Regions from separate parts of the Homo sapiens genome. Here region 2 is linked to region 1. Evidence: chromatin loops called from intact Hi-C (ENCODE). Cell type or tissue: IMR-90. All regions are shown on one strand. Links, peaks and the distances in the headings refer to the core of each region. The heading gives the core; the rest is flanking DNA. Region 1 overlaps ADCY7 (adenylate cyclase 7). Region 2 overlaps TENT4B (terminal nucleotidyltransferase 4B).

What was found. Hi-C counts contacts between places; a loop is a spot of excess contacts. Peaks named below come from ENCODE experiments on the same cell type or tissue, not always from the same donor. Only the 100,000 strongest peaks of a DNase experiment are listed, where the experiment ranks them.
Region 2: a loop joins it to region 1, with 2.6 times the contacts of the local background. A loop is called at or near these places in 3 of 110 quality-filtered maps.

The regions. Positions count from the first base shown.
Region 1 is chr16:50,295,516-50,308,686 of GRCh38, forward strand. It overlaps ADCY7 (adenylate cyclase 7), which reads left to right. Exons shown (of 26, transcript NM_001114.5): 8 at 3,389-3,516; 9 at 5,200-5,358; 10 at 5,567-5,699; 11 at 8,845-9,036; 12 at 9,410-9,444; 13 at 9,988-10,071; 14 at 10,262-10,334; 15 at 11,535-11,632; 16 at 12,812-12,896; 17 at 13,152-13,171. Among named protein-coding and RNA genes, the nearest start is that of MIR6771, 9.5 kb to the left of the region's middle. In IMR-90, for the core only: no CTCF peak of the experiment used is centred there; DNase peaks (open chromatin) are centred at 5,986 and 6,296; H3K27ac peaks cover 1,372 bases.
Region 2 is chr16:50,201,555-50,217,475 of GRCh38, forward strand. TENT4B (terminal nucleotidyltransferase 4B) reads left to right here. Exons shown (of 12, transcript NM_001365324.3): 2 at 9,769-9,892; 3 at 12,667-12,713; 4 at 14,521-14,641. Among named protein-coding and RNA genes, the nearest start is that of TENT4B, 56 kb to the left of the region's middle. RefSeq lists silencers at 6,884-7,178, 9,024-9,318 and an enhancer at 8,448-8,507. In IMR-90, for the core only: a CTCF peak has its summit at 9,164 (motif pointing left); a DNase peak (open chromatin) is centred at 9,097.

The DNA of each region.
Region 1 (13,171 bases), core at 4,513-7,012:
GAAAAAATATCTGAGGAGGAAAGGGAACAGTGTTCTTAGCAGGGGGAACAGCATAGACAAAGCCTGGAGTAGAAAGAAAGCCCCGTGTGTCCATGGGGTGAACGTGCTCAGTGTGCGTGTGAGGTGTGAGGGGGACAAGGGCACAAGGTCTGACATGCAAGGACATGAGGGCTGAGGCGAGGACCAGGATGCTGAGGAGCTCGACACGTGCCAGGCAGGGAGGGGGTAAGGCAAGCAACATTTCCATTAATGGACCAAATGGTCCTGAGAGAGGGTAAGTGCCAGGCCCTGAGTCTGGGTGGGGCCTTGGGCCTACATGGTATGTGCTTTGAAGAAGAGAAGTGTGGGGGCCAGGAAGCCTGGGGAGCACCTAGCCCAGCCTCAGGTGATCAGGGCAGGCTTCCTGGAAGTGGTGGCCATTAAATAGAGACTGAAGTGTAAGATTTAAGGTGGTGGCTCCCTATCCTGGCTGTACATGCAAATCACATGGAAAGCTTAAATAAAACACCAGTGCCCATGTCCACACCCATCAGAGTTCTGTTTTGTTTTGTTTTTGAGACAGAGTCTTGCTCTGTCACCTAGCGTGAAGTGCAATGGCATAATCATGGCTCACAGCAGCCTCAACCTGCCTGGGCTCAGGCGTCCTCCCACTTCAGCCTCCCGAGCAGCTGTGACTACAGGTGTGCACCACAACCCCAGGCTAATTTTTTTGTATTTTGTGGAGATGGGGTTTTGCTACATTGTCTAGGCTGGTCTTGAATTCCTACGCTCAAGTGATCCACCCACCTCAGCCTCCCAAAGTGCTAGGATTACAGGCATGCACCATCATGCCCTGCCCCATCAGAATTTTTTTTTTTTTTTTGAGACGGAGTCTTGCTCTGTTGCCCAGGCTGGAGTGCAGTGGTGTGATCTCTGCTCACTGCAAGCTCCGCCTCCCGGGTTCACACCATTCTGCCTCACCCTCCTGAGTAGCTGGGACTACAGGCGCCTGCCACCACGCCTGGCTAATTTTTTGTATTTTTAGTAGAGACGGGGTTTCACCATGTTAGCCAGGATGGTCTTGATTTCCTGACCTTGTGATCCGCCTGCCTCGACCTCTCAAAGTGCTGGGATTACAGGTGTGAGCCACTGCGCCTGGCCAGAATTTGTAAGAGCCCCGCAGGTGTCTCTGTGGGCAGAGAATCAATGGTCTAGAACTTGATGGGAGGCAAGTTATGACTTCACACTGGGAAGAATTTTTCATGATCAGAGCTACTCAATCCCAGGAGGGACTGGAAGTGGGCTCCCTGTTGCAGGGGGTAACCAAGCTTCTACAGGATTGCACTGGTCAGGGATGCTCTGGAAAACTGTCCCATCCTGGGGATTGTGGACTGAGTGACTCAGAGGGCCTGTCTAGCCTGGAACCTTCCTTCAGGATCTGCATGGCTTCTGAACCAGCAGCTGGGAGCCCCAGAGGTTGGGCCTCATGTGAGGCAGGGGCCCTGGGCTCGGGCCACAGCTGGCCCTTTCCTTACCATAAAGCCCACACAGAGGGTCCCTTGCCCTTGGACACAGTCTTCCCTCTCCAGCAGGCCCAGGAGGCGTGGCCCTATTGCACAGATGGGGAAAGGGAGGCCATGGCAGGTGCCAGCTTCCCAGTCAGAGCATCTAATCTCTGGGCAGAGTTGGGCAGGGCTGGTCCCAGCCTTTTCTCCTATCAACAATCAGATTCCAGAAGTGTAAGCTCTTTCCAAGAGCCAGGGCCTCCTCTCTCAGAGGCATACAAGTCACACCTCCGCACAAGACCCAGCTCCCCAACTCCAAGTGTCAGAGACACAGGGGACTGTCAGCCGGTGGAGCAGCCGGGGGAATGTGGCCTCTCCTACATCCCCGAGAGCTGGGCTGGGTCCATGGGCAGTCCTGTGCCTGGTCCGAGAGGAGATCAGGGTAGCTGGAGCCTAGTATCCAGGTCTGCCAAGATTGCCTGCTTTCTAGGAAAGCCACTGTCCTCTTGTCCTTGCAGTCACTCAGAACTCACTCAGCATGTGCCAGATGGGGCCCAGCAGGAAACATCTGGCACACGCTGAAACTGAGTAATTGGCGGAGGGCACAGGCCAGGGATGGTTCCCAGGCTGGGCAGGTGCAGGGGACCTGGAGGCAGGGCTGGTGCTGTGTCTGGGGCCTGGGTCTGTGATGGCTGATGGGCACAGAGTAGGGACGAGGACAGGATAGGCTCGAGTCCTGGAGACAGATGGTGTTCCAGGAGCAGGCCTAGCCCTCGTGAGCCTGCAGGACAGAGCCCTCTTAGCTCCCTCCTGGCCAGAAGCCAGAGCACAGGGCCACCTGCTGGGGCGTCCAGTCCGAGGGTCAGCTGAGTGGGGTAGAGGGTGGGGAGGGGAGAGCAGAGGCAGATGGCGCTCCTTCTTCAGCTCCCCTAAAGCCCCACCCATGAGGCCTCGGTGCATGTGGCCACCCTTGCTGAGGGCTTAAGGAGGGTCTGGTGACGCAGCAGTGCCTCAGATGAACCTCAGAGGGCTCTCGGGGGTCCCCTTCTCTCCCTGGGCCTTTTCCTATGAGTCCCCACCCTCGCCGCTCTCCTACTCTGCCCTCCCCATTCCCTCTTTCCTCTCTGCATTGATATCTTTCCTCCCCACCCCTAAGCCCTGTCAGCACAGCCACTGCTTGGGTGACCTTGAAACCTGCTGATCCCTTGGTGTGTACACCTGTGACCTCTGTCCTCACCCCCCACTCCTGCAGCCTCCTGGCTACCTCGCAGTCTCTTCCCCAGCTTTGTGGCCCCAGGGCTCCTGTGAGTCCTTGAGTACTCTTCCTGCAGAGACTGGCATGGCCGGCTCTCTCGGTTCCTCGGGGTCTTAGCTCAAATGTTTCTGATTCCAACTCTGAGAGGTCTTCGCTGGCCTCCTGGGAACATCACTTCCCTCCTGTGCCTTGGTTTTCTCCTTAGCCCCCATCACAGCTGGGCACACTGTTTTGTTTTTGTCTTTCTAGTTTAGTGCCCACCCCTCCTGCCTACGTGCAAGCTCCGTGGCTGCAGAGATTTGCATCTATTTTGTTCACTGCTGTGTCCCCTTGCCTGGCCTGGGGCCGGGTACTCAGTAGGCACTCAAACATTACCTGGGCAAATGAAACCAAGGCAGACCCCTCCCCGAGGCCCTTAGGAACACTCGTGTTCACCTCTGGTGCTTGCCTGGGGGTTCCTCCTGGGGAGGCCCCCATGTCGCTAAGCCTTTTGCCAGGCCCAGAAGTGGCTCCTGGTGACTGGACCCCAGGAGGCAAGCCCCCAGCCAGGAGAGAGCCGGGTGCACCCTGGAGGGTGGGGGGAGGCGGCTGTCGTGAGAGGTCCCAGCCCCACATCTTCCAGTGACCAGGCCCTTCCCTCACCCTGCAGGCCAACGAGTGCATGCGAATCAAGATCCTCGGCGACTGCTACTACTGTGTATCGGGCCTGCCCGTGTCGCTGCCTACCCACGCCCGGAACTGCGTGAAGATGGGGCTGGACATGTGCCAGGCCATCAAGTAGGTCCTGGGCGGGCCCAGGCCCTGGGTCCTGCCCTGTGGCGGACCCTCCTGGGCATGGTAGGGGATGTGTCATTCTCATGTCACAGATGGGGAAACTGAGGCTCGGGGGGTTGGGGGTGAAAGCAGCTTGCCTGGACCACCCAGCCTGCTGGAGGATTCAGACTTCATCTGTTTGCGTCCCTCCCTGTGGTGCTGCCTGTGACTCTGAGTCCCAGAAAGCATCTCCGGAGCTCAGAGCTGGGTGATGTGAGGTCAGGGCGGTGGGCTCCGCTCCCCTCAAGGATGGGGTCTTAGCAACAGCAGGAGGCTTCAGGGTAGGCAGCCGGGGGACCTTTCCGACCCAGGGGTCGACTCCAAGGCTCCATCTGCTTCCTGCTCCCCAGTGAAGATCCTGGAGTCAGGCTTGGTCCTGAGGCTGCGGGGAGACCCCCCGCTCCCCTCTAGGTCCCCTGTGGCTCTGAGCAGCTGGGGTCTGTGGGAGGAATTTGCCGAGAGGGCTGTATGGGGAGAGGGCCAGGCAGGCCCAGCCAGGCTGACCAGTGTGGGGCAGAGCAGGGCCCGGTGGGGCTGCCCGTCCTGGATATCAGGCCGTGTTCCAGCCTGTCCTTCTCCTGAAGTCCTGCCATAGGTGGCTGGTGTTGCCAGAAAGAAGCCTGGGCAGAGCTGGAGGGGCCTGGCCTGCACCACTGCCTGTGTGACCTCAGGCTGGCCCCTGCCCTGTAACAGGCGGAGGTTGTACAGGCCCTCGTGCACCTCTGGTTCCGACCCTGGAAGGCTTGGTCAGTGCCCAGCCTTGTTGGTGGACACGTGGTGCCGCTTGTCATGGGGACTCAGGCTCTGTTCCTGTCTTGGGCGTCCCCTGTGCCCCAAGGAAGCTCTCCCGTGGGGCTCTGCTCCTGTGCTCAGTGGTGCTAACAACTCCCAGGGCCCCTGCTTCCCAGGGATTGGGGGGGCATAGAAGGTGCCCATGGTCTGGGCCCCTGTGTTCCTTGTCTATGCTAGGTTTTGGGTGGTTCCTGGACCCCCTCTGTAGACGCCAGTAAACTTTATTTATTTATTTATTTATTTGAGATGGAGTCTCGCTGTGTTGCCCAGAGCGTATCTCGGTTCACCACAACCTCTGCCTCCTGGGTTCAAGCGATTCTCCTGTCTCAGCCTCCCAAGTAGCTGGGACTACAGGCGCCTGCTACCATGCCCGGCTAATTTTTATATTTTTAGTAGAGTCAGGGTTTTGCCATATTGGCCAGGGTGGTCTCAAAACTCCTGACCTCAGGTGATCTGCCTGCCTCAGCCTCCCACAGTGCTGGGATTACAGGCATGAGCCACCACGCCCGGCCCCCAGTAAACTTTTAAAACCCAGCCGGTGCTGCTGGGCAGGGAAAACACCCAGTGATGGTATTTTAGGTCCATCAACATGGGCTGTAGTGACTAGTTGGAATTCCTCCTCCCTCCTACCTAGTCCTTGAGGTCAGCTGTGGCCACACCTACTTGTATGCTCCTGGGGATGGGGCACTCAGCTCTTCCTGAAGAGGCAGCCCCATCAGGCTGAGAACATTCTCTCCCGTGGGCTGAGCGCCTGCCCTGTTCCCACATGCTGCCCTGTACCCACCCCACACCTGGGAGCTTCAGCCTGTCCCAGGGCTTAGGCAGGGCTGGGGTGACTGGGCCACTCTGCCCCAGGCAGGTGCGGGAGGCCACGGGCGTGGACATCAACATGCGTGTGGGCATACACTCGGGGAATGTGCTGTGCGGGGTCATCGGGCTGCGCAAGTGGCAGTATGACGTGTGGTCCCACGACGTGTCCCTGGCCAACCGGATGGAGGCAGCCGGAGTACCCGGGTGAGGCTGGGCTGGGTAGCCGCAGGGACAGAGGCCTGGGGCTGGCTGTGGATGGAGGGTTCTGCGGTTGGGGGTGGGGGTCAGGTGTGGAGGGAGAGATGAATGTAGAAAAGCTGGCCTGGGGCCCAGGCCTGCCTGCTGTGCATCCCTGGGTGGATGCCAGCCCTCTCTGGGCCCCAAGGCTCTGCCTGACTTGGGTCTCCCGTAGCCGGGTGCACATCACGGAGGCCACGCTAAAGCACCTGGACAAGGCGTACGAGGTGGAGGATGGGCACGGGCAGCAGCGGGACCCCTACCTCAAGGAGATGAACATCCGCACCTACCTGGTCATCGACCCCCGGGTACGAGGGCTCAGAGGCCGCAGCTGGGGGGGACCCGGAGGGACTGGAGGGGCCCTGGAGAGCCTGGCCCGCACCTTGGAGGAAACCCCCATGTGGAGGGAGAGGTGGGGAAGGGCCCTGCCTGGGCAGGAGTGAGCTCCCTGTTCCCAGGCACATTCTAGGCACCGAGTAGCCACTCCCTGGGCCTCCATTCTTTTCTATGTGATGGGAAAACAGCGCCTGCCTCACCAGAAGGAGCTAATCCGAGCGAGGCCTTCACAGTGCGCCTGGCACGTCACAGCATTCTATGTATTCTCGTCACTCTTGGTTTATTTTCCATGAGGTGGTTATTAATCTCCCAGATTTCCGAGAGACACACTTTCAAAACAAGCTTTGGATGAAACTCAGGAAAGCAGGGAGTGGCCTGGGAGCCACTGGGCAGGAGCCTCTGAGTGTCCTGGGTGCTGACTGCAGGTCCCCTGGTGGCTCCAGGACCCCACGGTGGAGGAGGCAGTTCCACTGCCCTGGCCAGGTGGGGCCCGCCTTGGCCTGTCTGCTGCCCGACCCTGGCCTGCTTCAGGGAGTCCGGCACGTCTGGCCACTTCTCTGTGAATCATCCATGAGGCTTGCTCAAGAATGTCGGCCCAGCCAGCGAGTGGCTCCTTTCACTCTGGTCCTCGCTATGCCTTGGGGCTGGCCCGACTGCCAGACCCTGGGGGACCAAGGGCTGGCCTGTGAGCCTCCCTACACATCTGCTGGCCTCACTCTGCCCCCAGCACCCCCAGTGCTGCACCATCCATACTGAGCCAGCATCTGGGAAAACCCCTGCCGGTACCTGTGTCCCATTCCACCACCCTCCTAGAATAGGGCCCTGATCCTCGCCCTGTACCCCGGCCCTGGCCCCGCCCCTCCAAGCCCCTTCCCCTGCTCTCCTGTCCCCCTCACCCCACCTGGTCTCCTCCTGCCCTTCCACTACCAGGGTGGTGGCACCCGCAGGTCCCTGCACTCAAAACACTCCTCCCTCCGTCCCTAATGCCCTTGCTTGTTTATCCATTTTCCTTGTCTGTTGTCAGCATGAGTGCCATGCCGGGGGGCTCCTCCTCTCCAGGCTGCAGCCCCCCACCCCGTGCTGAGATGGATGCCCGGCTCGAAGCTAGTGCTCAGATAGCCCTTGAATGAGTGAAGCAGAGCTCCTCACCCAGGAGGCTCCAAAATCCACCCCCGCAGGCTGCCAGGTTGAGCAGGGAAAACTGCAGGCTGCCTGGGCCGACTTGAATTTCAGATAACTGTAAATCATGTTTCGCATAAGTGTTGCACGCAGTACTCAACTGGACAGTTGTATTTATTTGGCGGCCCCACCTTCCCCCCACCCCACCCTACCCCACCCTCTTTTTTGTTTAACTTCATTTATCCACGCAGTTGAAAGTTCAAAAGGTGTGAAGGGCGTGTTGTAGAAAGACTCCTTGTCCCCAGCCGGCACATCTCAGAGGGGACCTGTGCAGTGAGTTTCTTGTATTCCCTCCACAGGGATTTTCACGGACACCGAGTGAACTGCGAGTCCCCCCACCCTTCTTGCTAAGGTGGCAGTGGCGGGCCCCATGGTCGCGCACCCTGCATTTTTCCTACCTTGGGGACATCCCTCCTGTGTGCAGGGTGCTCGTCTGTAGCTCCTGTTTTTGACATGGAGGTGGATTTTCTGCACTGGCTTCTATGGGCTCTGCCTTACGCCATTGCTGTGTGGCCTGGCTGGGGCAAGGTGGGCTCCTGTGGACTGGATGGTGGCTGCAGCTGCCCCCGTGGGGCTCATACCAATGCCATGCCCATTCCGAGTAGGCATGTGTTTGCTCAGAACTGAGGAATCTGATTTTTGTTTCTGCTTTTTATTTGTTTCTCAGGGGGCTGGGGTGTCTGGATTCTCTGCTAAGTGCCAGTGACCTTGAACTTGAGTGGCTAGGTGCTGTGTAGGCAGAGTTGTCACAATGGAGGAGGGGACAGAGAAACGCATCCACCCCCACCAGGTTGCTCACCACAGGGCCAGCGCGCTCTTCCTGCTCTGGGACACTCACCGAGGCTGAATTCCACGTGGCTCCCGTGGCTAGGCAGATAGATGCAGCTAAGGGCTTAAAAATGTTTCTATCCCAAAAGGAGGTGAGAGGTTTCCAGGAAAGTTGCGCTGTGGCTTATCGAGTGCTTGTAGCTGTGGAGGCTTGTCCATGGGGTGTTTGTGGGGCCCTAGGAGACAGGACTTCCGGAGGCAGAGGAATGTTTCAGGGGCTAAGGAGAGACTCAGCAGACCTGGAGCCCGCTTAAGCTCATCTCTGGTGGCCTTGTGGGTCTTTCTCTTCCCTGTCCCTTTTCCAGTCCTGTCTGGCCACCCCAACTGGCGAAGGCCTCAGGCATGTGTTCTTGGATCGGGGTGGGGGTCTCAGGTCTGTGGCATGAGTGGGGGCGGGTAGGGCTGGCCGTGCATTCAGGGCCTGGCTGAACTACTGAGTGTCCAGCATGAGGCTGGGTCTCGCAGGCACGTGGCAGGTCATGGCCCTGTGCCATCTGCGGTTGGGGGCCACACAAGTGGAACTCCCTGGATCGCTGCCCTGGGGGTTGGCTGGCCTCTGGCTTGGCCATTTCTCGGGGCGGCTAGCACCCCTCTTCCTCCTGGCTGCTTCTCACAGGAAGGAGCGAATGCGTGCCGGCCACACGTGGGAGGGCAGGGTAGGATGCCTGTGGCTTTCCCAGGCGCCTCCTGGGGAGGAGCTGATGGGTGCTCAGGCCCCAGGGACTCTCTGGTTCCAAGGAGCCTCAAGGGCAGTGGGGCCTCGGGCTTGGGACCCAAGCCCTGCCTCTCTCCCTGGGGAGGCAGAGCAGGGTATGGGGTTGGGTACAGTGGTGGGTACTTGCTAGCCTCTTCTCGGCCTGGGGAAAGGCCAGGGCACCGAGCTGGGACCCCATATGGCCTGGCCTCAGAGTGCACCAGGCTTTGGCTGGCTAGTCCCCAAGGGCAGCCGCTCTCCAAGGGGACTGCGGGTTGAGCAACTTCTTTGCTGTTTATTTTTTCACGGGCTCAGGGCGGCGTCACACTTCAGGGAGAGCTGGATGGGGATGGCGGCCCCTTCCTGGGCCGAGAGGGGAGGAGGTGGCACAGGCCCATGTCCATGTCTGCCCGCAGAGCCAGCAGCCACCCCCGCCCAGCCAACACCTCCCCAGGCCCAAGGGGGACGCGGCCCTGAAGATGCGGGCGTCAGTGCGCATGACCCGGTACCTCGAGTCCTGGGGGGCGGCACGGCCCTTTGCACATCTCAACCACCGTGAGAGCGTGAGCAGTGGTGAGACCCACGTCCCCAACGGGCGGAGGCCTAAGGTAGGTCCCCCTCCCACCCAGAAAGCCAGGGATTGGGGCCCCAAGCCAGGAGCAGGAGAGTGAGTGCTGAAGATCTCCTGCCCTCTCAGCCTCACTGTCCCCATCTGTAAAATGGCCACAGCCTCTGCCCCACCTCCTGGGGCTGGAGAGGAAGCAAAGACATTTGGAGAATACTCCGGGATGGCCAGGAACATCCCTGTCCTCCTTGATGCCTGGACCACGCTCAGCTATAGTCAGGATGTCTGTGGCTTGGACGACCCCGACACCTTGTCCTGTGTATCAAGTGCCGGAGGGGCTGAACCTGGCCCAGCAGTGGCCTTCAGGGCCCAGTGTTCTGGGGAATGACTGTATCCTTTCCTCCCTTCCCTTTCAGAGCGTTCCCCAGCGCCACCGCCGGACCCCAGACAGGTGCGTGCCCTGCCCTCCTGGCCAAGTCCTGCTGCAGCCACCTCCTCCAAGCAGGCTGCCCTGAGCAGCCTCTGTCCAGTGGGCAGCTCCGCAAGGCCCAGCCCAGGACCTCTGTGAAGTTGGCCAGGGCTTGGGTCAAAGCATTTCTAGGAACCAGAGTTTCCTGGCCCCTGGCCCTTCTGCATGGCCACATGATGGAGCACCTGTTGTATGGTGCCCTGGCGGGGTCAGTGGAGTCGGTGGAAGGGAAGGAGATGACTGTGGGTGTCCTGGTCCCCATGCCAATCCCGGGGGTGTAGCCGAAGATGCCTTAGACTGGGGCTCGGGTCTGCCCTCTGCCTCTGGCTTGGCTGCTGGCCAGCTGGGCCATGCTGGGCCATGCTGGGTCCTCACTCGCCCTCTCTGGGCCTCAGTGGGACCCACCCATTCCTTCACCATCCCACCTGAGGTTCTGGGACCCCACTGGTGTCTACGTCCACACCCTCCTCTGGGAGAGTTGGAGGTGGTCGCTGTGCTGATGCAGTTGTGGGTATCTGATTCCAGAAGCATGTCCCCCAAGGGGCGGTCGGAGGATGACTCGTACGATGACGAGATGCTGTCAGCCATTGAGGGGCTCAGCTCCACGAGGTGAGGTCTGAGACCTCTGTCCACCCCCCTCTCCTCTCCCCCTCGGATAGGGGTCCCCTATATGGGCAGGCCCATCTCATACCCCATGCCTGGTGGCCCAGCCTTGTTCCTTCCCCCTGCCTGCTGCCACCTCCTGAGGGAATGGACCCCTTCCCAGCCCCCATCTCACCGCAGCTGCCCCCGCCCACAGGCCCTGCTGCTCCAAGTCCGATGACTTCTACACCTTTGGGTCCATCTTCCTGGAGAAGGGCTTTGAGCGCGAGGTGAGGGCCCCCAGCAGCCTCCTCCGCAGAGGGACGGGGTCTCCAGGCCTGGGGTAGGGTGGGGGACGCAGGTCATGGGGCAGCCTGCGTTCCCAAGACCGGCTAGGGGAGGGGCACTGAGAATCCACAGCTGCTCCTGGGCGGGGGGCAGGGGCGGGGCCAGTGCAGCACCAGCCTGGCTCTCTCCTGTCGGCTTCATTCCATGACCCAAATGCACCATCAGAGATTTGCCTCCATGGGTCTGCAAGACTTTTGCTCCGTCCAGTGCCAAAGCCTTAGCAGATCCTGGCATGGATGCCTCAGGCTGATGGCACCGGCCTTGCAATGAGACGAGAACCCAAAGCTCAGTTATCAGTGTCCTGTCTTGCTGCTATGAGCTTTTTGTACTGATAACGACCATTTCTTTACTGAGCGCCTTCTGGGTTCTGGCAGCATCCTCGGCACCCACATTATATAATTTAACCGTCACAACGGCCAGCCCAGGGGTGCTGCTATACCACTTCACAGAGAGGAAACTGGCTCTCAGAGGCTTCAGAGCCTGTCCCCAGCTTCAGGTGTGGCTCCCTGAGTTGGGGGCTTCCTAGGTGAGGTCACGAGGAAACCTGCTGGCCAAGTGACCTGGCAGGGTGTGGCCAGTGTGGCCAGGGCCGCCGAGCCTGCTTTCCTTCCCTGCAGCAGGAACCCTTCTGGGGCTGTGATCCTGCGATGGTGCCTGGGTGGGAGTGGGGGTGGGGGGCGGGATGGTCTCCCTACCTGCCAGCTTCTTGGTTTGAGGTGAGGACAGCCCCGGAAGCTCAGACTTGGCTCCTGTCCATGTACTTGGGGCCATGAGCTCTGCAGGGACCTTGGAAAGAGAGAGACGGGTGGTGTAGGGCAGGGGAAGGCATTGTCTTCAAACAGGAAAAAGCTGAGAATGGAAACAGGCGAAACTTACCAAGTGTAACATCACCTGGAACTGAAGGAGGGTGGGAAGGTTTTAATTATTTTAAAAATAGAGATGGGGACTCACTATGTTGCCCAGGCTGGTCTCAAACTACTGGGCTCAAGTGAACCTCCTTCCTCGGCTCCCAAAGTGCTGGGATTACAAGCGTGAGCCACTGTCCCAGCAGGGAGGTGTTTTTTTTAAAGCTGATTCACTGGAGGCAGGGTGGGCAAGTGGCACTGCTGGTGGCCACCCCTCACAGTCCCTGCTGCCCCCAGTACCGCCTGGCACCCATCCCCCGGGCCCGCCACGACTTTGCCTGCGCCAGCCTGATCTTCGTCTGCATCCTGCTCGTCCATGTCCTGCTCATGCCCAGGTCAGTTGCAGGGAGGGGTGTGGGGGTCCGGCCTGCTGGGATCCAGGCTGGAAGGTGACTATGAACCTGCAAGGAGCTGTGTGATTTGGGCTGGAAGGGGTCGGCTGCTGGGGTCCTAGCAACTGGACCAGGGGCTGTGGCAGCACACCTTGAGTTACCAACACTTCTTTTTAATAGAATGTGTGTTTTCTGCCACAGGCCTCCCTACTCCCTAACGTCTCTCTCCTCAGCCACCTGTCATATGTGTGGCCTGCATGCATTTTGGTTGACAGCCCTTGCCTTAGGTGTTTGGAGTGCTAGGAGGATAGACTCTGAAAACTGTAGGCGCCATCCTTTTTCTCTTATATATAGGGAAATTGGGGCACAGAGGATTAATGATTTATCCAAAACTCACTGAGATTCATGCTTCTGGCTCTAGGGCCCTGCTGGTGGGGTATAGGGATGAGGGTGAAGTCAGAGGGAAGGGGGATCTAAGGTCAGCTACTTGGTGCTTTCTAGAAGAGCAGTTAGGCCGAAGCATCGACCAGGATTGTGGTTTTGGCTATGCTTACTAAAGACATAATAGGGAGGCTGTGCGTGGTGACTCACGCCTGTAATCCCAGCACTTTGGGAGGCTGCGGGGCGAATCACTCGAGGTCAGGGGTTTGAGACCAGCCTGGCCAACATGGTGAAACCCCGTCTCTACCAAAAATACAAAAATTAGCTGGGCGTGGTGGCTGGCGCCTGTAATCCCAGCTACTCGGGAGGCTGAGGCAGGAGAATGGTGTGAACCTGGGAGGCGGAGGTTGCAGTGAGCCGAGATCATGCCACTGCACTCCAGCCTGGGTGACAGAGTGAGACTCCATCTCAAAAAAAAAAAAAAAAAAAAACGAAGAAAGATGTAATAGGGAATGCGTTTTTACAGTTTTTTCTGAGTCTAAAGGCTGCAGAGACATTGCTCATTTCTTATACACTTGGACCAAAAAGAGTGATATGGTCTTGACCTCAATCTTCATAATCTAGCTGGGCCCTGTGTATTGCCCATGGGGCAGCTGGGCCACAGTTTTCACAGGTCCCCTTTGCTGTGGGCAGAATACCAGGTAGGGTGGGGACAGGTGGCTGTGAGCCAGAGGATTGGTGGGGGCGGTGGTCCTGGGCAGAAGGCCCTAGGCAGAACTGAGGTTCTTCCCTCCTCTCCAGGACGGCGGCACTGGGTGTGTCCTTCGGGCTGGTGGCCTGTGTACTGGGGCTGGTGCTGGGCCTGTGCTTTGCCACCAAGTTCTCGGTAAGTGGGGAGCTCTGGCCCCGCGGGCCCTCCCTCCCTGCCTCAGGACACCTGCCTAGGAGCCCTCCCTGGTGAGCTTGGCTGGGCTGAGCCCCTGCTCTGGTCAAGGTTGGGTGCCCATCTCTCCTGCCTCGGGGACAATTTCCTGAGTGCCCTGGAGGCTTCTCCCGAGGATACCCCTCCCCAGGCTGCCAGCGACCAGCCCTCCTTGCCCAGGCTGTTGGCTCTGGGTGACTTGACCCTGTTACCCCACAGAGGTGCTGCCCAGCTCGGGG
Region 2 (15,921 bases), core at 7,843-10,342, 91 kb before region 1:
AGCAGTGGCTGGCTGAGGTGGCTCACACCTATAATCCCAGCACTTTGGGAAGCCAAGGCAGGTAGATCTCTTGTGGTCAGGAGTTCAAGACCAGCCTGGCGAACATGGCGAAACCCCATCTCTACCAAAAATACAAAAATTAGCTGGATGTGGTAGTGCGCACCTGTAATTTCAGCTGCTGGGGAGGCTGAGACATGAGAATCACTTGGACCCTGGAGGCAGAGGTTGGAGTGAGCCACTGTATTCCAGCCTGGGTGAAAGAGGGATACTCTATTTAAAAAAAAAAAAAAAAAAAGCGGGCTGGATACAGTGGTGCACACCTGTAACCCTAGCACTTTGGGAGGCTGAGGTGCTCAGATTGCTTGAGCTCAGGAGTTTGAGACCAGCCTAGACAACATAGTGAGACATCGTCCCTAAAGAAAAAAAAAAAATACCAGCACTTAGCCAAAAGATTTCAACAGTGCAGAAAAAGAAAGTTGTGATATCTTTTCTCCAAATTAGTCTTGTTTTCAGTTTCATTATCCAAGTAACCACTACTAATAGTTAAAACATTTGAAATACGTGTGGGAGCTTGTCCTATTTAATATAAATTATTTATTGAGCAAATAATCACCACTAGTATGTTTTGGATACTGGAATTTTCATATGTAGGAGTCCTTGAATGTAAGGTGCCCCTTTGGTAGTTCTGTGCTTCTTTTACCTGTACTGTAACATAGGGAAAGATGTTACAAATGGTTGTATTTTTAACAGAGCAGTATCTATTCTTAAACACCAGCCCTTCCACTAAAGGTAAACAACAAATGAATACATAAATGAAGTTTTGGTATTGGGATTATGTGGGTTAAACACATCCATATTTCATTATTAATATTTAAGAATATAACAAACTTTTTATTGGCATTTGGACCTTGTAGCTAAGGAAAGATTAAACTTTGTTTATTTGTGCTTTGTTTTTTTTCTTCACTCAGATATTTGAGGATTTCCCATTTGAGGAATACATTTATTAATCAAGCTTTAGTTTCAAGATCCTTGATCTTAGGGAATACCATCAACCGTTCTTCTTTAAGCTTCCTAACTTTGCCCAAATTTGGTTAGAACTACTCAAGAGTAGTTTGGGTAATTCAGAAATTTTATTGGAAGGGGAAAGAATTTTTGACCCAAATTAGATAAAGCAACTCTTGGGTAATGATTTCTTTTCTTGTTCTCTCTTTATAATCAATTGAAAGTAGTAGTAAGGCTGGGTGGCAAAAGAAAGAGGCCTGGGGAGAATCGCGTGGTTTTCATTATCTCTTTTCATAGCAGCAAAGTGGGAAGGGACCAAGAGGAAATCAACTGAAAAACCATCCTTCTGAAACATTGGCCTAAAAAACTGTAGTCCAGAAATTGAGTGCAACTGGCAGTGGCATTTAAAAGGAATGCTCTAATTTCTAGGAAAGCAGGCACGAGTACCTCTTAAAAGAAGAAAAAAATGAAAACTGTAATTTAGGACACATAGACGAGTATCCATTCCCTGTACTTTTACTCTCATGTCCTAACCAAGGAAGGGTTGCCATAGCAAATATGGCATTCCTTAGCCATGATTCACTGTTGTAAATGCCTGCAGCATTCATAAAAGTAAGATATATGGGCTCTTCTTTTTCCTTTTAAATCTTTATTTCTGTATTTAAATCTGTATGTCATCATCTGTATTTTCTCTCTTGTTTTTTTTAAATCTTGGGAGATGGTACAAATTATTTAGGGGAGGGAATGAGTTTCTTGTCCACAAATAGAGGAGAGAGAGGGCTTTTTGTCTTTCTGCTTTGGAACTGGAGAGCTTCCTATTTAGGCATGGCCTTTTTCAAGTGACCTTGTATTGTTATCAGTACTGTAGAAGGTAGGCACGTTGTGTAAACTTTAAAATTGAAAGCCATTAGGCATTCCACTTGTAAACCTTGGCTTTTTAAAGAAAATTACATGTTCATTGTGAATATTTTCTTATCGACCTATCTCTGTGCACATGCAGACTTCCTTTGCCTACATTCTGAAAGGTGTAATTGCCTTCTTTAAGGACAGCGGACATCTATAGTTCTTGGGTCAAATTGTCCTCCTTCTGGTTTTGTCAGTTCTCAGCCACACTGTGTGAGCATCCATTTTCTTGGATTCTGGTTCGGAGCTCATTTTAAGGAACATCATGTCCCTTTTGAGACTCTGTGGACATTGGGGTGGGTAGATGTCCCCCTGTGAACAGAAGGTCCCTCCCTAAGGAGGTGCTTCTCTGTGTTGAGTCCTGCATCTGGGCACACAGAGCCCGAAGCAGGAAGAGTTGAGTCTGAATAGGGAGGCCTGTAAGCCTGACTGCTCTGCCACGGGTAGGCCTGGTCTGCCATGCTCCAGGAGCCCCCAGGAGGCTCTGAAGTCATTCTGCCTCTGGGAATTTTACAGAGGAGCTAATATTTGAGCTGAGTGAGAAGGTGATTCTTGAAAAAGCAAGGCGTGCCCTGGTCCAGTTCTGTGGGGCTGTCGTAGAAGAGGGCTCGGAAGCTCTTGGGAGTGAGGCTAGAAAGGTAGGCAGTGTTACCATAAGGAGGTTGGAAGTGACACAGATAGGCTAAGGAAGGGGACTTCAGTAATCATGCAGCAATGGCCTGGAAAAGGGAGAGGCTCATAGTAGGGAGACCAGTTTGGAGGCTGCCATAGTGTTCTACTGAGAGAGAAAAAGACTTGAACTCAGAGCACGGTCAGGGAAGGTGGAGGGGCAGGGTCTGATTTGGAAGTGTTTTGTTTTTTGGTTTTGGGAACAAGGATTTGGAAACCTCTTGGCTCCGTAGATGAAGAAAGGTGAACCAAGGAAGACTGAAGTTTCCACTCAAGGAAACAGTAACTCAGGGAAGAAAACACAGGAGTAGGAATAGGTTTAAGAGAATGACAAGCAGTTGTGTTTTGGACTTGTTTAGTTCGAGGTGACATCTTTGTAGGGATGTCTAGCTGGTAGCTGCAAGTATAGGAGGAGGCTGGATGTGTGCATGAGTTTCTTGGTAAAGATCCATCTGCAGTCTCCTGAAGATGTCACCCAGATTGCCCTGCCATCACCCCAGGGCCTTGAGTCACTCGCTTCTCTTGGTGTCTAGGCAGGCTTGAAGAAAATCAAACAGTACAAAATCATGCAAATTCAGACCTCTATTCCACCCCAGAGGAAAGTCCTGCTAGCAGTTTTTGTGTATTCTTCCAGAAATTTGCCTTGCAACGCGTTTGAGTATATAAATAATCCCAGAAAGGATGGGCCAGACACTAGCAGAAACTCACCACACACACTGCACTGGGCATGCAGAAACTTTGCAAAATGTACTGGTGTGTGCTGTCACTGCATTCCTGGGTTTGGAGGTCTTCTGTGTCCCCAGCTGTCAGTATTGCCCACAGGCTGACCACTGAGCTCCTTCCACAGCCGGCCCATATCACCCTCTTTCGAAGTGTGTCTGCAAGGCTAGATTATTAGAGTAATTTAAGTGTTTCTGCTTTGTGTTTTCTTTAATGAATTTTTTTATGATGAAGTTCTTGTTTTAAAAATATACAGTGGTAATTAACATGTATGCATTTTTCTTAAAATGACCCCCCCAGTCCCTCTTCGGATGTGATCACTGTTAACAGTATCGTATATAGACCCTGTTCTGTGTGGGGCGGGCAGAGGGCTGGTTAGTGGGTGGAACATGCATACTCACAACCATATTTTTCACATGGGAAAATATAAAGGTGACAACAAATCTCCTGGACTATAATCTCATCAAGCAGACAATAATCTCTGTTTCAAAAGTGGACAAATACATGCTGATTTTTTAAAAAAAATTATAATAGTACAGAAAGATACAAAAATAAGTTAAAGTCTTCCTAACTCTCCTGCCTGTGCCCTCCACTGGGCAAAAGTCCCTGTCCCTAAGGTAATATCTGTTAACAGTTCTCCTTCCAGAAAACTTGCAATGCAAATAGGAACATTTTGTGTGTCTGCCTCTGTGTGTATGTGTTTACATGTCTTTTTTTTTTTTTTTTTTTTTTTTTTTTTTTTTTTTTTTTTTTTTTTTTTGAGACAGAGTCTTGCTCTGTTATCCAGGCTGGAGTGCAGTGGCATGATCTCAGCTTGCTGTGATCTCTGCCTCCTGGGTTCAAGTGATTCTCATGCCTCAGCCTCCCGAGTAGCTGGAATTACAGGCGCCTGCCACCACACCCAGCTAATTTTTGTATTTTTAGTAGAGATGGGGTTTCGCCATGTTGGCCAGGCTGGTCTGAAACTCCTGACATCAAGTGATCTACCCGCCTCAGCCTCCCAAAGTGCTGGGATTACAGGTGTGAGCCACTGCTTCTGCCCCTGCACATGTCTAACGCACACAAAAGAGATTCTGCTGAACACATTTTTTATGCTTTTTCTTTCCAATTTAACATATTTGACATCTTTATCAGCTTATATAGCTTTATTTTTTTAAGAGGTTATTGGCTATAAAGGGAAAGTGCTTTATGGGTGCTTCTGTTGTTATTTAATTGGATCCTGTTGATGGACATTGATATCATTTCTAAATTTTTTAGTATCCTAATTAATCCTGTGGTGAGCATCCTTATACAGATATCCTTGTTCCCTCATGAAAATATTTCTGGAGGATGGAAAGAAGGGAAATTTTAAAAATTATTTGTGTAAACATTATCGTTTGTTAGTAGAATGACCTCAGGAGAGATTGTAGTAATTTATACTTCCCCACATGCATATGAATGCCTTTTCAATATATTGTTTCAAAATTGGATATCATGAACCTTAAGAGATAAATATATATGTATGTATTTTTTTTTTTTTTTTTTTTTTGGTGGGGGCATGTCCTGTTATTGACAGTTTGTTTTGGTGGAGGGATGTCCTGTTATTGACAGTTATCGAATAGAACTTTGTCAGTTCCTTCATGTAAGGGATGAATTTGGTAATAAAACAGGTCTGACTTCAGTTATGGAACTGGGAAAGCTGGACCTTGATGTGGAGGTGGGCTCAGACATGCTGTGTCTGGGCAGGTATCTCTTGGGAAGCAGTGTCATCCCTGAACAGAAACATGGATGAGCCGCAGGGGACGGTGCTGAGCAGAGGGGCTGGCCGTGGGTCATCTGCCTCCCTTGGCCTAGAAGGCACAAGGGAGCTTTCCACCTTGCCTTTGGTTTTGAGAATGCAGAAGCTACTAAGCAACTCACAGTGTGCCCAGGGTGGTCCAGCTGAAGGATGCGAAATGGTTCTTCCTTTTCCAGCCAAAGATCTTGAACCTCCCACCCCATGACAAGCATTATAAAATTCACATAATTTTGATAGGCTGGATTCCTTTTCTGTAGCAGATCTTTCCTCAGAACAGAAGTTTGTTTTTTTTTTTTAACCTAAATTACCTGTGAGTTTTATTTTTTAAATATGGAATCTGTTTTTTGGACACCTCCTTGTCATATTAAATGTTCTGTTATTAATTTTGAGATTTTAATGTAAATTTTACCCCAGCAAATTAATTTTGTTTCTCTTGCTCTCTCTTTTTTTTTTTTTGGCATCCTTTCCCGTTGTATAGTGGTGCTCATTTTATCATACTGCTTTTATATGACTTTTCTTTTGTGAACAGGGATCTTGTTCACTTTTCCTTTTTTAAAAATTTTTTTATTTTTTTGAGACGGAGTCTTGCTCTGTTGCCCAGGCTGGAGAACAGAGGCACAATCTCAGCCCACTGCAAGTTTTGTCTTCCGGGCTCAAGCGATTCTCCCACCTTAGCCTCTTGAGTAGCTGGGATTACAGGCGTGCACCATCACGCCTGGCTAATTTTTTTGTATTTTTGTAGAGATGGGGTTTCACTATGTCATCCAGGCTGGTCTCGAACTCCTGGACTCAAGCGATCCACCCGCCTCAGCCTCACAAAATGCTAGGGTTACAGGCGTGAGCCACTGTGCCCGAGCCACTTTTCCTTTTAACATAAAAACATTGATATCCTAGAGAGGGCACTGTATTTTGGGTACATACAGGTTCAGATCACGGAAGAGTTGTATTCTATACTTTTTTTCATCATTCTTAGTTCAGTATGATGTATTTTATAATTTCATATGAGAAACTGTAACAATGGGCATGTGTCATCCAGCAATACCTACTCATAAATCATATTAAATTTTGATCCAAACATGGGAGAAACTGAAGTTTTCTCTGTGTACTTGGATGCTTTCAGAGGCATAAAATTATATTACCATGTGAAAGCAAGCCTACAAAATTCCTCAGGTGGTCCACTCTGCCACTCAAATGAGAGCCAGACTTACAGTGCACACTCTACAAACGGACTTCCAGCTCGTCAGGGTATTTTAAGTGCCTGAATATGCAAGGCACTGTGCCAGTAAAATTACTCAGTCCTGAGGATAGAGCCTGTTAGAATTATTTTAAAATCTGTACTTGAAGTTTATTTCCTCAGTATTCCAAGATATTTTATCTGGTTGTTCTCTGAGTATTTCACACGTAGCTAGTTACATATAGGTGAGATGGTGATGCTTGTGCCTGGTGTGGATGAGAAACTGAGCCTGGCAGACCCGAGATTGGATTTCCTCTTCTGACTTTGCAAGTGTGGCTTTGCTTTAATAATAGCCCTCCTCTTTTTCTGTATTCCTCTTTTCTCCTTCCAGTGTGGCAAATATGCATCAATCAAAATACAATAACCTGTGGAACCATTTTTTCTAAAATAGGAAGGTGGTGCCATGGGCTATTGATTGTTGAGGGTAGTCTTCAGAGCCTGTCTTATAAATCTATAATAATTCCCCCCAAATTAATGTGCTAGTTAGAACCCTAGAATTGCAGCACTGAAAGTGAATTTTAGAATCTTTTCCAACTTTTTACCAAGCTCAGAAAGCCCTTTTATTGGACCTTTGTTTGCCTCATGGTCATCTGGTTTCTTTATGCTGGTAGTAACAGGAACCTTACTAACCTACAAGGTGACCCAGTCCATCCTGGGCAGCTGTGATCATTGGAAAGCTCTGAATCATTCATCTGGAAGCTGCCTGTGGCAGAATAGTACAGAACATATGCATTGCACACACTACAAAACTGCTTTAAATAAGTGTTCCTTTTCATTGTTAGATGGAAGTGACCCAGGGCAAGGATCATGTTTTATGAGCCAGTTTTCTCCTAGTGCCTTGAACATAGGCACTTGGTAGTGTTTAGAGAATGAATTGTCTTTTTTTTTTTTGAGACAAAGTCTCACTCCATTGCCCAGGCTGGATTGCAGTGGCACGGTGTCAGCTCACTGCAGCCTCCACCTCCCAAGTTGAAGTGATTTTTGTGCCTCATCCTCCCGAGGAGCTGGAATTACAGGCATGCGCCACCACACCCAGCTAATTTTTATATTTTTAGTAGAGATGGGGTTTTGCGTGTTGGCCAGATGGTCTCCAACTCCTGGCCTCAGGCGATCTGCCTGCCTCAGCCTCCCAAAGTGCTGGGATTACAGGCGTGAGCCACTGCGCCTGGCCAGAGAATGAATTCTTAATAAGTTTCTTATGACTTCAGATTGACTGGCAGTTGTGCTAAATATTTTTTGCCTTTATTTGAATTAGAAAATTCGTAAGGGGGCCTTGAGAGTAGATGCAGTCACATTTAGGAGATTTTTCCCCCCCATTGGTTAAAATGCAGTTTTTCTATGGATCTGCTTTAGAACTACAAATAAACTCCGATCACTCACAGCAGACTACGCAATGAGATAAGAAGCAGTCCATTTGTTCTGTCGTTTATTCATGGCCCTCATCTTTGCCAGCCAACCTGTGCAGAAGAGCACAGCAAAGCATAAGCTTCCTAACAGCTATTCCCATTCAGCTGCTGTCTTCAAGAAGCAGAAGGGTTTAGATAACCTTAGAGAACATAATCAAACCTGGGAAACTCAAATCAAAACAAAACTTCGAAACGGAAGTTGAAGGTCCTGAGGTACCCAGAGGCATAGCAAGGAAAACGTCCCCACTGGGATATCTTCTGGATTCACCTACAGACCTCTCTGGAGTTTTAAGATCCACGTTTTATGACATATTGCATAGCAAACAGGCCGAACGCTGTTGTAAATCATCCTCTACGAAAGGCCCAGGTTTTGAAACTGAAGGCCTGAAAAGGCTCCTGCTTACCAGCTGTGTGCTGTACCTGACACACTGAAGCCTGAGAGTGCCAGTCACCTGTCAGAGGGAACACAGCTGCCCTCAGGCAGAACCTGAGTCTAGAACTCAAGGTTTTTGACTCTTAGGCTAAAAATAAAAAATCAGAAGGAGGAACTATGGATTGCTTAATCAGTCACATTTTCACTTTCTAAGGTTTCTTGTAGCAAAAGTTATAGTCTTTGGGGATTGGGATGTAGACACTTTTTTTTCCTTCCCTAAAACAATTTTTGGCCTGCCAGTTTTTCGAGCTTCCTGCTCTGGACCCTGAAGTTGCCATGCAGTTGCAGACATGCTCCTCCTTCAAGGCTCTGTTAAGCTGTGGCTGCCCTTCCTTACCACTGCTGTGCCCCAGGCCAAACCCCCTGCCCCTCCTTCCCCTAAGGCACTTTGCACCTGTTGCTCCGAGCCTTCTGGTCTATCCCAGTTGGTAGAGTCCCTGTGCTTACCTCTGTGGCTCAGTCCTCGTGGGTGGTCAGTGCTCTAGGGAAGGTGAGCTGACCACTTCACTTTCCCTTCCCAGCCATAGCTCTTCACAGCCTCACCAACTTAGAAAGGAATGCTGCTTTTCTCTCTGTCCCCCGTCCTGACTATGTTCAAGTCATTGCTCAGCCCAGTGAGTTTGTCCTTTCTTCCAGACCAGTAGTTTTCCCCCAGTCCCTCAGGCTTCAGCCCTTGAAGGCATCCTTAGCCCCCCACCACCATGATAGTCAGGCGCTGCGCCTATCCGCAGGGTGTGGGTATGTGTGTGTCTTTTGTTTCTGGAGCCCATTCCTTTCCTTCCACCAGCCTCTAGGCCTTCATCCAATCCTTTTGCAACTCAGTGATTCATGACTTTTCCCTGCATCCAGTCTAGTCTCTTTGCTGGTCCATTGTTTCCATAGTTGCCAGTTTAATCTTCTTAAAATGCTGCATTTTTGAAGTCAGTCTCTTTTGGTCCCTCTCAGAAACATTTAAATAGCTATCTGTTGCCACAGGGGGAAAGCTTGAACCTCTTAGCCAGTCATTCAGAGCCTGCCCTCTGCTGGGGCCTGCTTTCCTCTACAGATGCTTCTCCCACTCTGCCTGCCACAGCCCTTGTAGCTGGCTGATTGCCCTGTACCTCGCAGGCTCTGGAAGTCTTCAGCTCCTTCATGGAGCCTTTGCCAGCCATTCTTTTCAAGACTTTGCTGTTGTTCACTGCCTGATTTGTTCATTTGACACTTAATTCACTGAGCAAACATTATGAAAGATGTACTGTTTGCTACTGTGAGGAATGGATCCCCAAGAGATAAGAGGGTCAGTCCCTACTGCCAGGAAACTTGCCTGTGTCACCTGGGTTCAGTATCTTGTGTCTATTAGATCAGAAGTGGAAAGGCAGAGGCCAGCCCGTATGCTTGTTTTATTTTATTTAAATCACCAGCACCCCAGCAAGTGTTTTGCACAGGAAATTTCTCATTATTTAATTATTTTGGGTTTTTTGATTAAATTCTGTACATTCCCATTTTAGCTTATCTTGAGTTATAACATTAAAATTAAGGTAGTCATCAGCTGAATTATAAGACTTAATTAGATAAGATTATTTAAGATAGTGATTTCTCATTAGATTGGCCCTGTTCATATTAACTTTTCTGTTTTTTTCTTCAGTCTGCATGAAGAAATCAGTGATTTTTATGAATACATGTCTCCAAGACCTGAGGAGGAGAAGATGCGGATGGAGGTGGTGAACAGGATCGAGAGTGTAATTAAGGAGCTCTGGCCCAGCGCTGACGTGAGTCCCTTCCTGGGTAGCTTATGCTTCGGACAGTCCTTGTCCACGGGCTAGAAGCCTATCTGCTGGTATCTCATGCTAGTCCTCACATGCAAGTAGAAGTGCTCTGTAGAGTTGTGGTCTAATTAAATTTTAAAGGCAAACAATTTTCTGCAGTCTTTAGAATTGAGGCTTCCTAACTATTTTCATTGGATTGGATGACTAACAACTATTTTTTTTTTGTAGTGCTAATAGCAACTACTAAAGGCAAGCTATCCTTAGAAATTATTAGTGTAAAGAGAAGAAAGACAAATCAAACCTCATTGTTGTAGTGGTCTGTTATTGGATATGATATATCAAAACCTCATTACTACTTAGTTCCAGCCTGCCAGGGTAAACATTATATAATTGTTTACAGCTAAATGAAAATGTCAAGTAAGAACTTTTGTCACTTGAAGTTCATTTCCTTTGGCTAATGCACGCATAAGTCTTTTCTTATTTCTTTCCTGAAATTGCCATTTTTCATCTCTCTCAGACCAGCTAATTGCCTTTTAGACAGCTCCCAGTCAGTGAACAAAATGATTACTCAGGATTTCTTCTTGGCTTATTTGTCGTTTTTGTTACTGGTACTAAGTCTTTTGTTTTTTGTTTTTGAGATGGGGTCTCACTCTGTTGCTGAGGCTGGAGTGCAATAGTGCGATCACGACTTACTGCAGCCTCGATTTCCTGGGCTCAGGTGATCCACCTCAGCATCCCGAGTAGCTGGGACTGCAGGTGCACGCCACCACACTTAGCTAATTTTTGTATTTTTTTGTAGAGACTGAGTCTCACTATGTTGCCCAGGTTGGTCTTGAACTCCTGGGTTCAAGCAATGTGCCCGCCTTGGCCTCCCAAAGTGCTAGGATTACAGGTGTGAGCCACCACACTTGGCCTGTTACTGGTACTAAGTTAATACGTCACTTTTTAGGGCACTTTGAGGGCCTGTTCTACAATTTTGTGTATGCAAAGAAGTACACAAAATAATACTAATAAAATCCATTACTTTGTGTTTGTAGCTTTTCTTCAGGCACTGTCCTGGGTGGTGGTGGGAAGCTAGGGAAGGTTTTTTTCCAATTGGCAAAACAAAGAAGTTTCATTGTATGTAAAACTTGCAAGTATATGACAGTATGTATATGACACTGTAGGTAAAGGGAAAAGGCAAGGGTACTAATGTTTTATGAGCAATGACCATACATCGCATTCTTTCTCCTATGTGATCCAAATCAGTGGTTCTCAGCTAGTGGCTATTTTGTTCTCCAGGGGGCATTTGGCAATGTCCGAGACATATTTGATTGTCCTGACTGGGTACGCACTGCTAGTACCTAGTGGGTAGAGGCCATGGATGCCATCAGCCATTCTATGATGAACAGTATAGGCCCTTACAACAAAGAATTATCCACCCCCAAATGCCAATGTTGAGAAGCCGTGATCTAACTTAACCCTTATCTTTCTTAGGTGGAGGTTGATTATCTATCTATCTCTTTCTCTCCAGCCAGCCAGGCAGCCATCATCTGTCTACCTACAGATGAGGAACATGAGCTTGTGGTTAGGTTCCCAGGTCCATCTCGCCTCAGAGGTTGAACTGGTTTCACTGTTTATCATTTTTTTCCCCCGAGATGGAGTCTCGCTCTGTCGCCCAGGCTGGAGTGCAGTGACATGATCTCAGCTCACTGCAGCCTTTGCCTCCCAGGTTCAAGAAATTTTCCTGTCTCAGCCTCCCAAGTAGCTGGGGTTCAGGCGCCCGTCACCACACCTGGCTGATTTTTGTAATTTTAGTAGAGGTGGGATTTCATCATGTTGGCCAGGCTGGTCTTGAACTCCTGACATCAGGTGACCCACCTGCCTTGGCCTCCCAAAGTGCTGGGATTACAGGCGTGAGCCACTGTGCCCGGCCTATCCTTTTTTTATTACAATTACCTGCATACATATTTCTGCCTGAGTTCCACCGTTCTCCATGGGTTGAGATGGAATGCATCCCAGTTTTATGCCACAGCATGATGTTACCTGATGTTCTTTGTGGAATTGACCTAAAGGCCCTCACTTGCCCTACAGTTAAAGTAGTCTGATCCCAATTTAGTAATCTATTCGAAGACTCCTGCTTAGAGAACAAAAATGAAGGATTTGTGATTGTGTCTCTGGATAATGAGGGAACATTAGTGATCTGAACTGCTTCTGAAAGTTTCCTGTGGTTGGCTTTCTGTATCCACAGGTACCACACCTCCATATTAAACCAACAATGGATTGAAAATATTCAGAAAAAACTATAAAAATAACAATGTACCAATAAAAACAATACAAATTATTTTAAAAATACAGTATAACAACTATTTAGGTAGCATTTACATCATACTTGGTATTATAGGTATTATAAGTAATCTAAAGATGATGTAAAGTACATGGGAGGACTAGCATAGGTTGCATGCAAATACTCTACCATTTTATAGCAGGGACTCAAGCATCTTCAGATTTTGGCATGGTGGGACTGGAACCAATCTCCTGCCGATACCAAGGGACAACTGTATTTTGGTCTATGTGTTTCATATTGAACCAGATAAGTTTAAATTATATTCAGAATGTCTGCTTGTGAAACAGAATCCCCGCTTCATGAAGCTTGGGGTTAGAAAAAAATGCTCTTGTCATACCAAAAAGTACCAGTAGAGGGTAGCAAAAACTGACATTTCTCCATATCTTGGTGACTCAATATGATAACAACTTCTGATAACTCAATATAATAACAACTTCTTTTTCTGTTTCAGGTCCAGATATTTGGAAGTTTTAAAACTGGACTTTATTTACCTACTAGGTTAGTACACTCATGAATCTTTCAAAGGACTTTTCTTAGAGTGTATTCATTTTGGCTGTCAAATTTGTAAGGAGTAGAAACAAAACAAATTTATAAAACAAAATGGGGCTGGGCATGGTGGCTCATGCCTGTAATCCTAGCACTTCGGGAGGCCAAGGAGGGTGGATCATTTGAGGTCAGGAGTTCAAGACCAGCCTGGCCAACATGGTAAAACCCCATCTCTACTAGAAATACAAGAATTAGCCAGGCGTAGCAGTGCGCACCTGTAATCCCAGCTACTCAGGAGGCTGAGGCAGGAGAATTGCTTGAACCCGGGAGGTGAAGGTTGCAGTGAGCCGAGATCGCGCCACTGCACTCCAGCCTGGGCGACAGAGCAAGACTCTGTCTCAAAAAATAAGTAAGTAAATAAATAAAGGATTTACCAGCATTTAATTTGATTTACCTTGAAGTAGAATATCACTTCACATCATCTTACCAAGACATAGATGGTACAGAGAGATGGAAAAGGGATCATGTTGCAATGGAATCAATTAGTTACTAATTTTAGAAATTGACTGCCTGGCAGAGTATTGCTCAGTCCCATAACTTAACCCACTGACACAGATGTTAATGTAGTATCATGATAAAATGTCTGATTATATATCCTCTTGAATGTGAGTTCCCGCTGTCTTGCTCACTCACTCTTACACTCACCCTCGCTTTCAAATTAAGAACTCATTCTACTAGTTATGGCTCCAGCATCCTGATCCAGAAATTCAGGGTACAGATCTCTTCTCTGAGAAAGATCTTGGCCTTTCAGGACTGTTGTTCAGTTTCAGTCTTCTCAAATGAGACCTCTTGTGACGCACAGCCTTGGAGGCTCTCTTTTGGGAAATGATAATGTTTCTCCAAAGGGTGAATACTTGCTCTCTAAGAATTGAAATTGTTTGAACATTCCATCATGGTTATTATTATTATTACCTTAAATTTTAATCTCTCCAGAATAAAGTCAGCATCATGTTTTTCCATTTGAGCTTGATTTGGTATACTTTACCCCAACTTAAAGTGTGCTGAAGTGGATGGACCCTGGCAATTTCCGTTCTTCTCATAGATGCCCTTGGCCTGCAAAAGTCATAAAATACTCAACTTCGAGTTAATATTTCTTATTTAGGTTGTCAGCATCAGTAAAACATGAAAAATCACCTTTCTTAAAAAATTTAATTAAATTTTATGAATAGGTAGTACATTCACATAGTTCACATTTGGAAAAGGCACAAAAATCAATACAGGGAAAAGTCTCAGTCCCACCTCTGCCCCCTGGTTCTCCTTGGAACAGCCGCTTTTACCAGTTTCTCACATATCCTTTCAGAGATATCTGTGCATATAAAAGGACATGTGTGTATATTAACACAAATGGTAGCATGCTGGATACCTGTTCTGCATCCAGCTTAAAGCACTTCATAATATTTCTGAGTTGCAATTAATCTCATCCGGATAGGAAAATCATTATGTCTAGTACCACAAGCGTTTATTAAAGAAAATACATGAAGTGCTTTTTGTTTTTTTTTCTTTGAGGTTTTACTTCTTTCAAAATCACCCTATTTCCTGAGGCCTGAATTCTGTGAAATGACTGAGAGGAGGAGTTTGTTAAAATCAACAACTACTATTTCCCTTCTCCACAAAACCATTATCACCAACACATTTAGTCTTCGTTGGCCAGGGTGGGAAATAGGTTTTAATTGTACTAATGAAGTCTATAAGCATGAGTGTCAGTTAAAACAAGTTTCCAACTTCTTCCGACCCTCTTGTATATGTATTCTGTGTTCAGTGACATCGACCTAGTGGTGTTTGGGAAGTGGGAGAACCTACCCCTCTGGACTCTGGAAGAAGCTCTTCGGAAACACAAAGTCGCAGATGAGGATTCGGTGAAAGTTTTAGACAAAGCAACTGTAAGTTCTGCAGCATTTCATATTAAAATCCTTAGTTATTTACCTATGAAACTTGAATTAAAATTAAAGTTTGGTGAGCACAGTTGCATTGCAAGTGAGTGATTCTTTCATTTTGTTAATGTCACCGTGCTTGCACATAAAAAGTTTTCTGGTTGTCCACACTGGAGTGTGACCATACAATCTCGGCTCACTACAACCTGTGCCTCCTCGGCTCAAGTGATCCTTCTACCTCAGCCTCTTGGGGAGCTGTACTACAAACACAACCTGCCATGCCTGGCTAATTTTGTTGTATTTTTTGTAGAGACGGGGTTTCACCGTGTTACCCAGACTGATCTCCAACTCCTGGGCTCAAGTGATCCACCCACCTCTGCCTCCCAAAATGCTGGGATTACAGGCGTGAGCCACTGCACCTGGTCTGCATTTCTTTTCACAGCAGCAAAATATGCAATTTTATTATACACAGTACTCACTGTAGAGATTTTTGTTTGTTTTATTCATTTTTTTTAGAGAGATACAGTCTCACTATGTTGCCCAGGCTGGTCTCTAACTCCTGGACTCAAGTGATCCTCCCACCTCAGCCTTATGTGTATCTGGGACTAAGGCGCACCCTACCACGCCCTGCTTATTTAAAAAATTTTTTTTTGTAGAGATAGGGTCTCCCTGTGTTGCCCAAGTTAGGCCATTTTTTGAAAAGAACTGCTGATAGCTCATGTAAATAATCCTGTCAGCTTTTTAGAATAATTTTTATATTTTATCTTGTCAGGTTGTTTTTTGGGCTATTTGCAAAACTGACCAGTAATGCAAGTGGGTTGTAGTGTACACCTTAAGAATCCAGCAATTTTCTTATTAGAAACAGTTTGATGATACAAAACATTTAATACCTGGCATTCCTAGTTCTTCATCTTATACTCAGAAAGTGTTCTCCAAATTATTGAGGAAGGTTTTTGTTCATTTTAAAATTATCATTATAACTATATGTCAACTAATAAATGAGATGATGGGCATATTAATTTATTTAACTGTAGTAATCACTTCAGTATGTATATCAAGATAAGTATATCAAAACATGTACACCTTAAATATAAACAATAAAAATAAATAATAAAAAATTGGACACCAAACAAAATTCTCGGTTGATAGAAATTATACTGTAATATACTGTATGGGACCCAGTGCTAAATATGCAGCATATAGTATTTGTAGCAGACCAGGTTTACTGGGGTGTGCCATATTTAGAATACTCAGTGTTCTTATGCTCTCATGAGATGATGGAGACCTCA